2 separate regions of the Homo sapiens genome follow, and region 2 is linked to region 1. Evidence: chromatin contacts called from ENCODE Hi-C or POLR2A ChIA-PET data. All regions are on one chromosome and are shown on one strand. The core of a region is the stretch at or near the end of the contact, and the rest is flanking DNA. Distances in the headings are between cores, read along the strand shown. Region 1 overlaps LINC00498 (long intergenic non-protein coding RNA 498). Region 2 holds the start of LINC00499 (long intergenic non-protein coding RNA 499).

What was found. A loop is a pair of places that touch in the nucleus more often than their neighbours do. ChIA-PET counts read pairs that join two places held with the same protein, here RNA polymerase II (POLR2A). Pooled maps may share reads with other maps.
Region 2: a map of mammary epithelial cell shows a loop between it and region 1 (6-fold over the local background). The contact joins the promoter of LINC00499 here to the enhancer-like site in region 1. A Hi-C loop is called at or near these places in 2 of 168 maps with a recorded cell type or tissue (GM12878 and mammary epithelial cell) and 2 of 50 pooled maps. POLR2A ChIA-PET finds 5 or more read pairs at or near these places in 2 of 52 experiments (MCF 10A and OCI-LY7).

Annotation. Positions count from the first base shown.
Region 1 is chr4:138,271,221-138,278,714 of GRCh38, forward strand. LINC00498 (long intergenic non-protein coding RNA 498) reads right to left here. Exons shown (of 7, transcript NR_198994.1): 7 at 5,895-6,253. Among named protein-coding and RNA genes, the nearest start is that of SLC7A11, 33 kb to the left of the region's middle. Within about 2 kb of position 4,916, at least 4 of the 41 ENCODE cell types and tissues checked have a DNase peak (open chromatin) inside an H3K27ac peak, as active enhancers do; they include mammary epithelial cell, where a contact is called at or near this core.
Region 2 is chr4:138,304,543-138,312,164 of GRCh38, forward strand. It overlaps LINC00499 (long intergenic non-protein coding RNA 499), which reads left to right and starts at 5,169. Exons shown (of 3, transcript NR_051987.1): 1 at 5,169-5,305. All of the region lies in intron 1 of LINC00498 (long intergenic non-protein coding RNA 498), which reads right to left.

The DNA of each region.
Region 1 (7,494 bases), core at 3,666-6,165:
TTGGCAAGTAGAATTATTTTCCACATTTTACAATTAGAGAGAACTTTTAAATATAGAGCTGAGCTTCCAGGGTCATGCTCTTGCCCACAGTTCTCTGTTTCATACAGTGTGGACTGTATACAGTTAGAAGTCATGTGCATACACGTCTTTAATGTCTAATTCTCTTCCTATACAGTTCTACATCATCAGTCTCATTTCTCACTACTCTCTCTAGCAATATGCTTTCCTTGCTTCAGAGTGACCTTTAAATCCCAGTGCTACTTCTTACTTCTGGACCAATTTCCAGGAAAGCATATTGTATCTTATGTCTAAATGTTTCACGTATACCTATTTTCTGAGCTTTTTCAGGTTGACTCCATCTCTTTTCAACTTCTATCTTATCTGTATATACCCTGACCTCTTAATATTCTTCATTTCTTTTCTTTGTATAGAGAAGTATGCTTAGGAATACATCTGTTATTCTCTCTTTTGGATTCTGAATTCTTAGGAAGTAGCAACTTTACCTGAAGTCTCTGTTGTTGTTCCATACAAAGTTCCAATGTATTATAAATTGTAACCTTCTAAGGACATCTACGTGAAGAAGACCGCATCTTTGCCAACATGTCCCAAAGAATGATAATAGATCATCAATGATCAAACAAAACTATAAGAAAAATTTGATTATGAAATTCAAATTTTTAACATACTAAATATTGCACTATTGTGATGTAAATTCCAAAGATTCAAACTACTGCTTTTCCTCCATTTAACAGGTCTGAAGTTCAAAAGCAAAACCTTCTATCCATTAATAAATTGTATGCTGTATGTCTAAGAACTGGAGTATACAATTACACAAAGAACCCACAATGTTCAAATAATAAATCACCTTGGTATTTAGAAAGTATTGTGCCATGAATCAAAACCGTTATTAGAATCATAAGATATTTTACTTATGTTACATCAAAGTGACTATGAAATATTACACAGGTTTTTCAGTATGAAGTTATGTAAAATTTTTCTGATATGAGATTTACACATGATACATATTAATATGACAGTCTTGTATTCTAAAAGCATTCTTACACTTGGGAGTGAGTCTGGTAAATTAAGAATGGTCCTGCATGTCTATACTGTACCAGGTATTAATGGGACAATAAACAAATGATTTATCTTATTTAGGTCTCAATTTTCTCATCTGCAAAATGGATGGATTCACACAATCCTGACTTGTTTCTAAATTCTACCAAAAATTTCTAAATATTTCATACAATTTTTAATGATTAGAAATTATTAATAATAATAATTCATTTAGTCATCATATTCTATATTAAATATCTATGGCATTCATAGTTCACTATTGAAAATCCATACTATAGTGCTACACTGCTGATGGAATTATATTATAAGCTGTGCTACTCTGAGCAGTTTTATAATTTATTCTACTTAGAATGTTTCTGTAATGAATATTGTCTTGATCATTATAGGAAAATAATTTCTCTATTAAGAAAGCTTTCAGAGAAAAACTGATAAAATATAAATATTGCACATAAATTTTCAATTGGGTGCTTTTAAAAAAATTAATTCATTAAAGTAATTATAAAAATTAAATATATTTTCAGAGAGGGAGAGGTAAGGATGGTGGTATTTTAGGGTAGTTTGTTATATTATTCGGATGTAAATATTCTTGCCAGCTTCTCCCGCTCTCCTTTGCTTCTGAACCTCTGTTTTTCTACTCTCAACTTATAAATGCAAAGAGAACTAGGGGACATATCAAAAAGCAAACACAAACATATCATCTTAGTAAATCACACCCATTTTCCAAGCATGAACATTGGCACAGTTTTTCTGAAGAGTATATTTCTTTACAGTGATCTCTGTCCACATCGGCTCTGATTATCAATAGTTGTAGAAAACATATTCAGACAGGAGAGACATTCAACACTGAAGACCAGGATGCCAGAGGCAAATAATGACTTATTAGAAATAATTCATTTTAGATAACACTAGGGATTTTTCAAGTAGATGCTCCTGGGTTCTCATGCCTGACAGCTGTGTGAGGTACAGAAATGGTAGCTACTTTCTGCAGTGGCTGTCAAAAGTAACAGCTTCTAAACTTTTTTTTTTTTCAAATGGCTTTTTGTAATGGAAAGGAAAATATCAGAGAGAATGGAAATCAGATTATTTTATGCTCCTCCCTTCCAACAACTTTAAAGTAGATTCAGAGGCTGCCTTGCTAAGAAATTTGCTAGCAACATACAAATAAATCCATTTTCAAAGTAAAATGAACAAAGATGGCATGACTATAAACACATCAGCTACCTTTCTGGATTTGTCCTTATTTATCTCATCACTCAGTTCTTTGCTTCACAAAAGCTTGATTATTCCTGTTAAGATATATTAAGGAAAACATCATTTGAAAGGAAAAGGCAGAGCAAAGATCCAAGTAGTAGAGTATAAGAAGAAAATCTCCATTTGGCTTTACTGTTTTTTTCTTATGATATTGACCTTTATTATTTACTTACAGACTTTTAAAGCTAGAAAGGAAATGACACAATTATCTAGCTCACCTCCCTATTTTAAAGTAAACAAATTTTTGTTTCATTAATGAAATGCAAAAATAATTTCTGTACTATAATACAATATTTCCTAATATGAACATACTTTGATTCTATCTCTAGTATGCTGTTTATTCCAAAGAACATCCCTTTCAGCAGAGTAACTCTTAAAATTGCACAGCAATTGAAGACTTTATTTTCAAATATATTTGCAAGTAACTGTGTCCAATTTTGAAGCCCTAGACTTAGGAACATATGTGTAATTTTTTTTAAGTTACCTGGTAACCTTAGGATAGGTTGCACCTCATCAAACTGGTTATATTATGTGCAGTTCAATGTCAGGCCTGCTGAATCAATTAGAAAAGACATAAACTGAAATATGAGCTATGTCTTGCTAGAATGAAAAATCAGATGTTATGTCTGTTTTTTAGTTTGATATGTGCCCTTGATCTTCAGCTGTCAGACCAACTTTGGATGTTATGTTTTTTATGGTTTACAAAGTATTCACAGGTGTGAGACCCCAATTTTTTTCAAAAAAGGGATTATTTCTTCACAATTCAAATAATCATATATAAAATACCTTGTCTATAAACTACATCTTACTGTTACCACTGAGATATGACATCATGAGTAAAATAGAAATCTAGTCTTACGGTTCTATGTTTTTAAAATGTACCTAAACACACACATATATATTTACTTATTATATACTTATATATATCCACCAACACTTGAATGTGTATCAATTATAAGTCACAGAACTAAAAATCATACAGTATGTGTAATTTTTTATTTGTATTCAAAATCTGTAAACTGAACACAAAGTTTGACAACTTATGGGGTTACAAACCACAAACAGGCATAAAAACATGACCAGAAATTATGGTTTTTTCTCTTTTTATTCTGAAATTAATTCTGTGAAATTTATTCACAATATCAAGGTAAAGTTTGGAGAGATAAGGAATCAGGAACTACTAACATCTGTGACCATTATCTCTACAATATGGGAAAAAAATCTTTAATAGAAATCTATGAAAAAATAACATTGTCAATATTATAACAATTAGGAAGGAAAGAATAGGGAGAAGAAAGAATAGGGAGAAGAAAGATTAGCCAAGCTAATTATGTGTTTAAGTAGATTTTTATCTTGTACTTTATTCCACTATATTTATTTAAGGGTGCCCAGGAATATGTTTTAATTAATTTGTAATATTGTTTCTCAATAAAAAAATCTTCAAACTTTTCACTAAAACATATTATTCACTAAAATCTGCATTGCTCCAAAGAAAATTTTTAGAAAATTGCATTCTATTCAGTGGGCATAATTAGACCCATAAGGCTTCCAAGAACTTTTTAGAAAGTCCCCTTAAATCTTTGCAAATTTTTAAAATAAGAATTCCTGCCATGCACAGATTATTAGGTCAATATTTATATTAAAATAGAGAGAAACAGAATTGTAAAACATGAAATAATTATGTTTGGCTATAATAGTTAACATTCTCCAAAGTGTTTTAATATATTCAAACTTATTTAGTTGAAACAACTCTATATCATAGGTACTTAGTTATTATTACATGGCCCAAGCTTCATCTGTATATCAATTTATCTCCCTGATGATTTCATCCTACCATTGTACCCTTCCCATGGCAACAACAACAATAACCAAAAAACCATCTGAGCTCAACCTGGTAGGCAGGTCATAAGGAATCCATCTCATATGCATCTGTATTTCAAATCCCAGTTGAAGTATTAACAATCTAACATTAAACCCTATTTTAAATATCTGAACACCAGTATGTCCGGTTACAGGGAAAGCCCATTCACTGTTGGTAGAGAGATGATATTGTCTTGGTCTTTGTTTGTGTTTGTTAAAATGCCTCAAAAAATAGGAATATTTTATATGCATTTTATATATATAGCATACCTCTGTATGTATCTGTACATGTGATAACTATTTAAATTACAAGTTCAAAAGTGCAAAATAAGCAGCACCAGAAATCAATGTGATGAAGAATATCTTATTTCTGGACTCAGAAAAATGTCTTTGTGACTTTGGTATACTACCCATCATTTGACAGAGTGAAGAAATACAGATTTTATCTGAGGCCTTCAGGTGCTGGCTTCATTTAAAATTACAAGCACCATCAGCTCATTCAAGTGTTTTGATAATAAAATTGTCAGTAGTCCAAAAGTGATTTCAAGATTTAATTATTCATCACGTGATTAAAAATAAAATTAATATTAACATGCAAATGTGTAGTTTTCTTAACAATATTGGCCAATATTATTTTAAAGAACATCTCTGAATGTTTTCACGTAAGAAAAGAGACTGTCCCAGAAATCCTGGACCCAGTTATCCTGAAGTTTCCTCTGATTCATCAAGTATTTAAGTTTCCAGGCCAACAGAAGCCTGAGGCTCAAATATTTGTAGCAAATCGGTGACTCAGGGCAACACAGCAGAACCCTGAGAAACAATGAAGAAGGAATTGTTTATAATCTTGTGCTCAGTTACACAAAAGATACACATTTATTTTCACCACCACCCACCAAAGACCCCAGAGGATCCAGAGGCTATAATAATAGAATATGTTACCAAAGGAAATACAAGATGACCCATTAAATTTGAATTTCAGATACTCAAACAAAAAAATTTAAAGTATGCTACAGGCACTATTTGGAGTATACTTATACTAAAAAAAATGTTGTTTATCTGAAATTCAAATTTAAATGGGCAATTTTTATTTTTGTTTTTGTTTTGTTATTTTGATAAATCTAGGAACATCTTTACCTCCACATACAATTCAAGGCTGATCAGTGAGGGAAGGATAAGAGTTTTAGACAAGAGGCTAGGCATGGTGGCTCATGCCTGTAGTCCCAGCACTTTGGGAGGCTGAGGTGGGAAAATTGCTTAAGACCAGGAGTTTCAGACAAGCATGGGGAATATAGCAAGACACCATCTCTACAAAAAAACAAATTAGCTGGTTATGATGGCAAATGCCTGTAGTTCCAGCTACTTGGGAGGCTGAAGCAGGAAGACTGCTTGAGCCCAGGAGGTTGAGGCTGCAGTGAGCCATGATTGCACCACTGTACTGCAGCCTAGGTGACAGAGCAAGACTCCATCTTAAAAAAAAAAAAAAAAAAAAAAAAAGGAGTTTTAGATAAAAAATGAAACTGAAATTCTAAACTAATCTAGGCCAGACTGGACTTTTTTCAATACAAAAGTGACAGGAAAGTTTTAAGTCTCCCATAAATCTCATTAAAGGGTGACAAGGAGAAAAAAAGTAAAAGAGTTTCATGTTTTTATGCCCCTCCAATTTCAGATTTTCTCAATAAGACAATTAAATATCCAGAGCTTGATAATTGAGTTCAACTCTGCATTGTTATTAATCCTATCTTAGTCCGTACAGAGTCATCATTACCATCCCTAGAAATAGATGCAATGAGCATTTCAGAATAATAGTTGTGACATTCTTTGAGGACAAATGCAAAAGTTTTGATGTGGATTCTCAGACATCAGTGCAGGTTTGGGAAATACCGACAGCTGAGATGGTGCTGAAAATGAGAACTCTCCAGCCTCTCCTTTAAAGCCTCTGTGACAGACATAAAAGTGCTTGGCTGGATGTTTAAAGTGGGAATCTCATGAATGCATTCTTGATAAAGCTTGCTGAAGATGGTGATTCCTCTGCAGTTTCCAGGGAGCTCTTGTGAGAGAGGGATGTCTAGAAAGTGACATTTAAACACAAACTCAGAAACTGATTTTTCTTTAAAAAATTGAGCCTCTACCTATAGAAATAAGGAGAAAAAAATGTATAAAAGTGGCCGAAGTCTTACATTCTGACATCCCTCCCTAAAGTGTTTGGGCATGCCATAAAAGAAGCAGGCTCATCTAATAGAATGGGCAGAACAATGTATGCTATCCAGCTACTTGGGGAAACTCAGAAGGCACAAAAATACAGGGAATTCTGGACCTGTCCCAGGGAGACACTTTTCAGCCTTGATTAGAATAGGTCATTGAGATGCTTAGAAGACTGATAGCTGATATGAAAAAGAAAGCACCTTTTCCTCTCTGTCCTAGGGACTGCAATGTGCCAAAAATGCCTCTACATGAAAAGATATAAGAAATATCATGAGAGAGCTGTAGGAATAAAATGTTTAAAGATATATCAGAAGGAAAGGAAAATAAATTCTCCACATATATGTCATGGTTATAAACTTTGCTCTAAAACGATGTCCAAAAAGCGATTAAAGATAGCAGAAATGGTAACCAGGTTCAACTGACAAAAGTTGTTGTTGAGGCCATAGTTAACATCTTTGAAGGCAGGCACAAGCTGCAGGAATAACAAAGGAAGCCTACTGTTATAAACTAAATGTCTGTGCTATGGTTTGAATATATCTTCCAAAAGTGTGTTGGAAACTTAATCCCCAATGCAACAATGAGGTGAGGCCTACTGAGAGGTAATTAGGCCATAACGGTGGTGTCCTCATGAATGAATTAATGTTGTTATTGCAAGAGTGGATATGTTATAAAAAGGGGATTTTGGTCCCCTTCTCTCTCTCTCTCATTCTCTCTCATCCTTTCTTACCTTCTCACCATCTACCATGACATGATGCAGCAAGAAGGCCTTTTCAAGATTCTAGCCTCTTGATCTGGGACTTCTCAACCTTTGGAACTGTGAGCCAATACATTTCTGTTCATTATAAATGTATTCTGTTCTAGCAGCACAAAATGGACTAATACAGTTTGTGTCTCCCCAAAATTCATATGTTGAAGTCTTAATGTCCAATGTAATGGCATTAAAAGCTGAGGCCTTTGGGAGGTAATCAGAATTAGATGAGGTCATGAGGATGGAGCACTGTGATATTAGTGTCCTCATAAGAAGAGAAAGAGACACCAAAGTTTCCTGTTTTAATTGCATGAGGACATAGTAAGAAGGCAGCCATCTGCAAGCCAGGAAGAGGG
Region 2 (7,622 bases), core at 3,919-6,418, 34 kb after region 1:
TTGCAAGAGAAAACATTGTTGCTAAAATTCTTATCCTCCTCTAGGTTGGTTTCATATATATACACACACACACACACACACACACACACATATACACACATAGACATATATGTATATATACCTAAACACGTACATATTTGTACAACATATGTATATTTGTGGGCATATAAAGATTGTGGATAGATGGGGAGAATTTATCACCACCCTTATGAAAACAACTCAAGGTACATTACCTTCAAAAAGAGGGTCAACATCATGATTTATATATTCCTCCTCAACAGTCATCATTTGTTTGCAAAGAAAGTGGTTATCTGAGAATACCCATTCTACTTTTTTTCTGATATTGGTGAATATGAATTTGATTAGAAATGCTACTTTTAATATGTTTGCTTAGAGTCCTGTTACAGTTGTGACAGATACTTTTACTTTTCAGTAAATTCTTTTTTAAAAAAATTTTTCCTTCACTCTGAAATGTTTTATACTTGTTATTTCCAAATTTATGGCTATGTAGATTGCTTTCAGCTTAGTGATCTGAAATAAGATGTATTACAAAAATGTATTTCCATTTCTGCGTCATCAAAGAGAGAAAATGGAGAAAAACAGAAAGTTCATTTTTTTCTCCAAATTTTGTGTCTATGATTAATGAGCTGCTGACTTTGTGGAGAAGGATTCCCCTCTCCACAAGGGTTTCAAAGCATTGTTTGTGCATCCAAAAAGCAGAAGCTCACTCTGAATCCAAAGTTTCAGCTGTTTGAACTCAATGCAACTCATAGTGTGTTGAGGAACAGTAACTAGAAAAAAGAGAAATTAAGCTAACCATTTCTCTCTCCTTTTCACTTGTCAGACTACATCTGTTTAGCCTTGACATTAAATTTCAAATGGGGTATTGCTACATTAAAATGCCAGTGGTCAAAACCCAACGGGAAACAAAGTGTTGTAAAAGATAGCTGAAGAATCTGTAGATGTATTCATTTGCTAGGGCCGCCATAACTAAGTTCCATCACAAACCGGCTCGCTTAAACAACAGAAATGTTTTTTCTCACAGTTCTGGAGGCTAGCTATCTGAAATCAAGATGTTGACAAGATTGGTTCCTTCTGAAGGCTGTGAGGGGAGGGTCTTTTGTCTGTTCCAGGCCTGTCTCCTAGGCTTGTAGATGGTGTCCTCCCTGCAATTTCATATCACCTTCCCTATATGCATGTTTCTGTGTTGAAATTCACCCTTTTTATAAGGAAATTTGTCACGCAGGATTAAATTCCACCTTATAACCTTACTTGAGCTTGATTACCTCCGTAAACACCCTATCACCAAGTAAGGTCACATTCTAAGGTACTCAGGTGTGAAGTCTTCAACACATAAATTTTTAGGGGAAACAATTCAGTCCATAACATTGTCTTATTCCATTCAGTCTAACATAACAAAATATCACAGACTGGGTGTTTTATTCCTCACACTCCTGGAGTCTTAAAAGACCAAGACCAAAGTGCCACTAGATCTGGTGTCTGGCGAGGGTCCTCTTCATAGATGGCTGTCTTTTCACTGTGTCCTCACATGGCAGAAGAAACAAGATACTTCTCTGGGGTCTCTTTTATAAAGGCACTAATTCCATTCATGTAGAAATGTTTTACAGGGTATATAATAACGATTTTCAAATTTCTGAAAGACTGTGCTGAAAAAGAGGGATGAGATTTTTCTGGGCTGCTCTAAAAGACAAAACTAAAATGAATATATAAAATTAGGGAAGTAAAAACTGTCATTAATATAAACAATACATTATTTGAGAACTTGTATATTTCGTAAGAAAGGCTTTGGATTTTGCAGTCATTGAGACAATAATATAAAATCACATCACCAATAATTGCTAGCAGATGAGGACTTATGTTTTTGCCTTCTCTCAGTCTTGGCTATTCCCTTTTAGTAAAATGGGGGTAATAACAGTTTTCATATGATTGCTGTGAAAGCTATATGAGATTATGTATATTTGACATCTAGCACTGTGCTCAGCCCAGATTACAACCTTAGAGAAGATTATTAATATTACTATTACTATTTTGAGTTTTCTAATTATTCTGAAGTAAAGAGACTATTTCAAAGAATTAAAATACTGGGTAGAGGGCCACTTTTCACAGATATTACAGCAATTCTTAAATTGTTTGGAGGTCAAATAAAGGATTTTTAAAAGTGACTTATACATTAATATTTTATGGTTCTAGAAGTAGATGAGAAGCTGAAAGTAGATTGAGTAGCCTAGGTTTTATATCTTCCCCAAACCCCCACCCCCACTAGACAAAAACTAGAGTTTCTATTGCTTACTTTGGTTGTATCATTCCTCAACTACTTAATTTCATAACTTGTAGCAATATTTCCCGTCATTGTTTGATTAATGTTCAAAAATGCCTGTACAAACACCAACATCAATTTTAATATAATCTTCAATGTCAAATATTATCACAAAAACAGCACTGAATATTCAACTGTTGCAGCTCCTTGAAACTGAATGAATGCCCCTAAATACAAATCTGTTGTGGGTTTATTGGAATAAGTACAAATTAATCTCTTCCTCATAAAAGGAAATACAGAGGATCCATCATCCATCCATTCGTTAATTCCTAAGTCATCAAGGTACACCCTGTTGTGTGTCCTGAGACTGCTAGGCATTGGGAATACAAATACTTAGCAGTCTCAGGGCACACAACACGGTATACATCAGGGAAAGTGCCATCTTGCAGGAGTTTTCAGTTTAGTGGAGAAAACATCCAGGTAGACATTTGTTTATTAAAGTGTTACTGCAGGTGATACGGTTTGGCTGTGTCCCCACCCAAGTCTCATCTCAAATTGTAATCCCCATGTGTTGGAGGAAGGACCTGGTGGGAGGTGATTGGATCACAAGGGCGGACTTCCCCCTTGCTATTCTCATGTTAGTAAGTGAGTTCTCGGGAAATACGGTTGTTTGAAAGTGTGTGGCACTTCCACATTTGCTCTCTCTCTCCTGCTCTGCCGTGGTAAGACGGACTTACTTCCTCTTTGCCTTCTGCCATGATTTTAAGTTTCCCGAGGCCTCTTAGTCATGCTTCTTGTTAAGCCTGTGGAACTGAGTCGATTAAGCCTCTTTTCTTCATAAATTACCCAGTCTCAGGTAGTTCTTTACAGCAGTGTAAAAATGTACTAGTACAGCAGGTTACTAAAATGGGCACTTAGCCACAACTTTGATGGTCAGGAAGGGCTTGGCACAAGAAGTGTTGCTAAGCTTAGACTACATGGTTAGTAGTTCACAGGTAAAAAGGAGGAGGAAAGAGTGCTCTGGAAAATAGAAAACTATATGTGAATGTTCAAGAAAGAATATGCATCAAAGAAGGAATTAACCTGGAGTGAGAAGGAACACGATGTGGTGGAAAACTGCATGAGCCCAGAGTCAGGAGACCTTCTGTAGCCATTAAGTAGTGATGCCCATTTCCCATCCGTGAATGCAGGATGCACTGTATAACGCTAAGAATGCTAGCCAGCTTTAGTGTTCATATATTATTTAAGATCTCTTATGCAAATTTTTAAAATGATCACACTCTTATAATGAGATATGAAAAATAGATTGGGGATGACTAGATGTTGAGCTGCTAAAAGCCAAATCTATTTTTTTCTCATCTTTGCAATAACTCAAAGTGCCTAGCATGGTGAAATTATGTAAAATTGAACCAAGATATGCTTCTCTATACAGAAGGAATTTAACATGGAGTCACTCCACAAGTACTGGTTTTTCCAATGGAGAAATGAATAAGAATGGACTCGTTCTGTTAAGAGGAAAGCTCAATCTCCCATGGTGCAGAATGAAGCTGTCTGTGAAGTGCTCTGCAGAGTACTCAAACCGGAAGCCAGATCACGGAGGCCTGGCGTACCTGCAGCAGTGGCTCTCAAACTATTTTACCCCAAAATAAACTTGGTGATTTGTTTAGAATACAAGTTCCCTTGTTTTAGCTTCCTACAGTCTAATTGTGTTGCCCCAGGCAGAAGCGCATGAGTCAGATGTACACTCAAGTTTCATTGCCAGAACCACCAAGTCCTTGCCCCTGACGTTGGGTCTTTCCTGTGTTTTCAACCTTTCGTCTCACTTTAAACCCTACCTCAATCCTTGCTTCAACCACGTGGAAGTGGCTCAAACATACCAGTTTATTCATGCCTCCATGCCTTTGTTATCAGCCCTCCCTCTATTTTAAAATGCTCTTGCCCTTAAAATGCAGTGTTCTGTTTCCCAGGTAACTGCCCACACATATTTCAAGACTCATCTATTTTAAATTTCTTCTCTGCCTTTCTTGTTTAGACTTGACCGCTCACTCCTTAGTGTCTTTACTTTAACCCTGACCTGTGATGTAACCTATAAAACATTTCTCCACTTATTTTTTATACATTTCTTTCTTCTCTATTACAGTATTTGATACGATAAGCACTTAATAAATGTTTGCTAAATGGATAAATGCATGAATGTATGAATGAATGAGATACATTCTAAAACAGTGCCTAAAGCATGGATTCTGCAGTTAGACTGCCTGGTTTCAAATCCTTTCTCTATCACTTACCAGGTGTATGAATTTAGGAAAGTTACTTTAAGCCTCTGTCTCAGTTTCTCAATTATAAATGGGAATGATAATATAGTATCTGCCTCATGTAGCTGTTAAGAGGTTTTAAATAAACTAATATTTGTAAAGCTGTAAAGCACTTAAAAGAATGTCTGGAACATAGTGTTATCAGCGTTTATAAAATAAACGAATATACTACAGCAAAGATGATGAATGTTTAAATTTATATCTAGAAACAGAGATTGAGAGCAGAGACAAATCCACAAGACGTAAGAAGAAAAAAGTGATGGGCTTGATGATTGAGGAAGAAAAAGGACTGGAATGAAGTCTTGGGATTCCAATGGTCACTGGAAGGGGTCGGCAAGCTTCTTCCATTAATTCATTGCCTTTAATTATTTGATCATAGGAAAGGAGAGTCTGGCCTTGTGGAAAAACACACAATCAGTTTCATTAGAAAAGAGAGAGTCAGATGTTTTTAAAACAGCAACAACAATATGCCCTGAATAGTAGAGAAACAAAAGAGCGATTGATCTACAAAGGCAAGACCCAGATTGAGACCACAGTGAACCCTGCAAAACAGAGGAGCCCCTGGGTGGGAGGGGATATAACTGGAACTCTGGGAATGTAACGGGCATGGTGTGCTTGTCTGATGGACAGGGCAGCTTAGGGGAATAAGTCTCTGCAGCGTTGTAGTGAAGAGAGAATACGGGACAACTGCAGGACCACAGCTCAGCCAAGAGTAAGCATAAATTTAAACATATTTCTTGATTTCTCTAAAGTCTCTCTTTTCTGTTAAATACAAATAATAATGCATGCTTCATTCAGCAAGTTATTGTGAGGACTAAATGAGACAGTATTGAAGTTACTATGTAACAGTAAATAAGGTACAGATAATCCTCAGTACAAGCACGATAGTGTGGGACTGCAAAGATGATTGCGCAAAGCAATCTTAATAATCAATGAGAAAACTAATGATTGGGCCTTGGCCTTTAAAAAGTTTTGCCAAAACATCAAAATCTTTCTTGCTGTCATTGACAAAGGTACAAGCAAATAAAAATAGTAAAACTAATACCTAGTACAATATAACTTAAAACATGAGAAATGTTTAAAACTGAAGTTACTTTTCATAAAAACTTATCAAAAGTAGTTTAAACCATGCTTGCCTCCTTGTCATGTAACTAACAATGTGGAGCACCATCTTTCTTTACGCACTGGCGAATTATCATACGCTTTTCTAAGTTCGGATCGGCTTCCCGCATTGTATTCTTCGTTCTTTCAGTGTCTTGAAACACCTCCAAGAGTTTTTTCTAACGTGAAAATTTTCTGCCAGCACTACTTCCTCTAGGACATCTTCATTCTGTTCATCACAACTACCTTTCTCATTTATGTTAAGTTCTCTTTTAGTAAATTTCTGTGGCCTCATACCTAGAAACTGAAATGACAGCAATGTCAATATTCCATAGTCAGCTGTCTTCTTATCGGATCTAATTTCACATCCAGCATTATTGCTTTTCATTTCTTGGCTGCACTTTCGTCTGTTGCACAATTCCTTCTTTTAATCATCCGTTTTGTAAAATGTCATGTGAGTTTATCATGGGAAGACATGGAGGCAACACAATTACATGCTTTGCTGGGTGGTAACTGAGTAACAGATGTGCAGTAGCCATACTGAGGTGATCCGTCACTCATCATGATGTGCATCTGATATTTATGTAGTGATTTCTGAACTGAAGTGCTATCAGTGAGGTTAGAACTTCATGAAATTGCAGTTAATATACCATAGTTAATGAAACGTGAACCATGCTATTGAGGGACTGGTGTTATTTAACTAAATCATGGTAACTGAAATGGATACATATGAATTAGCAAATTGAGAGCTGCCAGTATTTTTAATTTCACCCTTTCAATGTTCTTAATTTCTTTTTAATCAGTAAGACTTATGATTTTATGCACAGCATTGTGATGAGGATCCCCAGGTTTTGATGGTTAAGCTGCAATTTGAGTAAGAGGTTCAAAATTAGGCTTAGTTCCTAACCCCACTCTCTGCGTGATCCTCTTTCCCACACCATTCCAAACATGTCAGTGTGGCACACACCCAGGCTGAGAACCACTGCTCTAAAGCCTTCCACATAATTGAAAGTTTAGTCACTCTAGCTTTGAATTTTTCTGCTTAAAAAAAAATTAAGCTGTTAATTTAGAATTTTTGTGTCTTTGCTTTTAATTATTTCTTCTTATTTTGTTTTTGCTTATTTCATTTCCATTTGCTCATTTCATTGTAAAGAAATGGCTCTGAGAGAAATTTAAATTACCTTTGACTTTTCAGGGTATGCCCCTAGATCTCACTTCACCCCTTTTCCCTCTTTTCATCTCAAGAAACAAAATTAAGAATAAAAGTAAGGGGAGATAGTGTGAGTGAGAAAGAACAGAAATCTAGCCCCATGTAAATTAAAATGTTAAAAATAAAAAAAATCACATATTTTAAAAGGATTTTTCCATTAAACGTAGGAATTAAATAAGAATTTATGTTAGAGAACTAGGTTTGGGTAGACAAAAGCTTTCACGAAAATGTTTATTTTAGGTTTTTTTTTAATATCAAGTATTGTGAATATTTTAAATACGAAATAATAGGGAAATGGCAGAAAAAATATACTAACTAGGTGGAGTATTGCATAAATTTAGTGAATGTAAATGTTAGTTTTAAATACATTGTAGCAAGAAGAAAAAATGCAAAAGACACAATGTGAAGTGAAAAAAGTGGGAAACAGAATACTTTCCATGTAAGACAACAATGCAAGGGAGTTGATGCTTCTGCCCCTTTCCTCACAGCAGGAATGTCATTGCTCTCTCCCTCCCAGCCCTTCTCCCTCCCAGCACAAGCAACAAGATGATGCTTGGCCAATTCCTTAGAGTTACTGCTCAGAAGAAACACTGCAATGAGAAATAGTAACTGGCATGGCAAGGTCCTGTTATCTTCAGGTTCCTGCTATTAATAGAATCAAAATAGTAGACAAAACCCATCCTGATTCTTAACATAAGTTTAATAGTATGCTCCACTC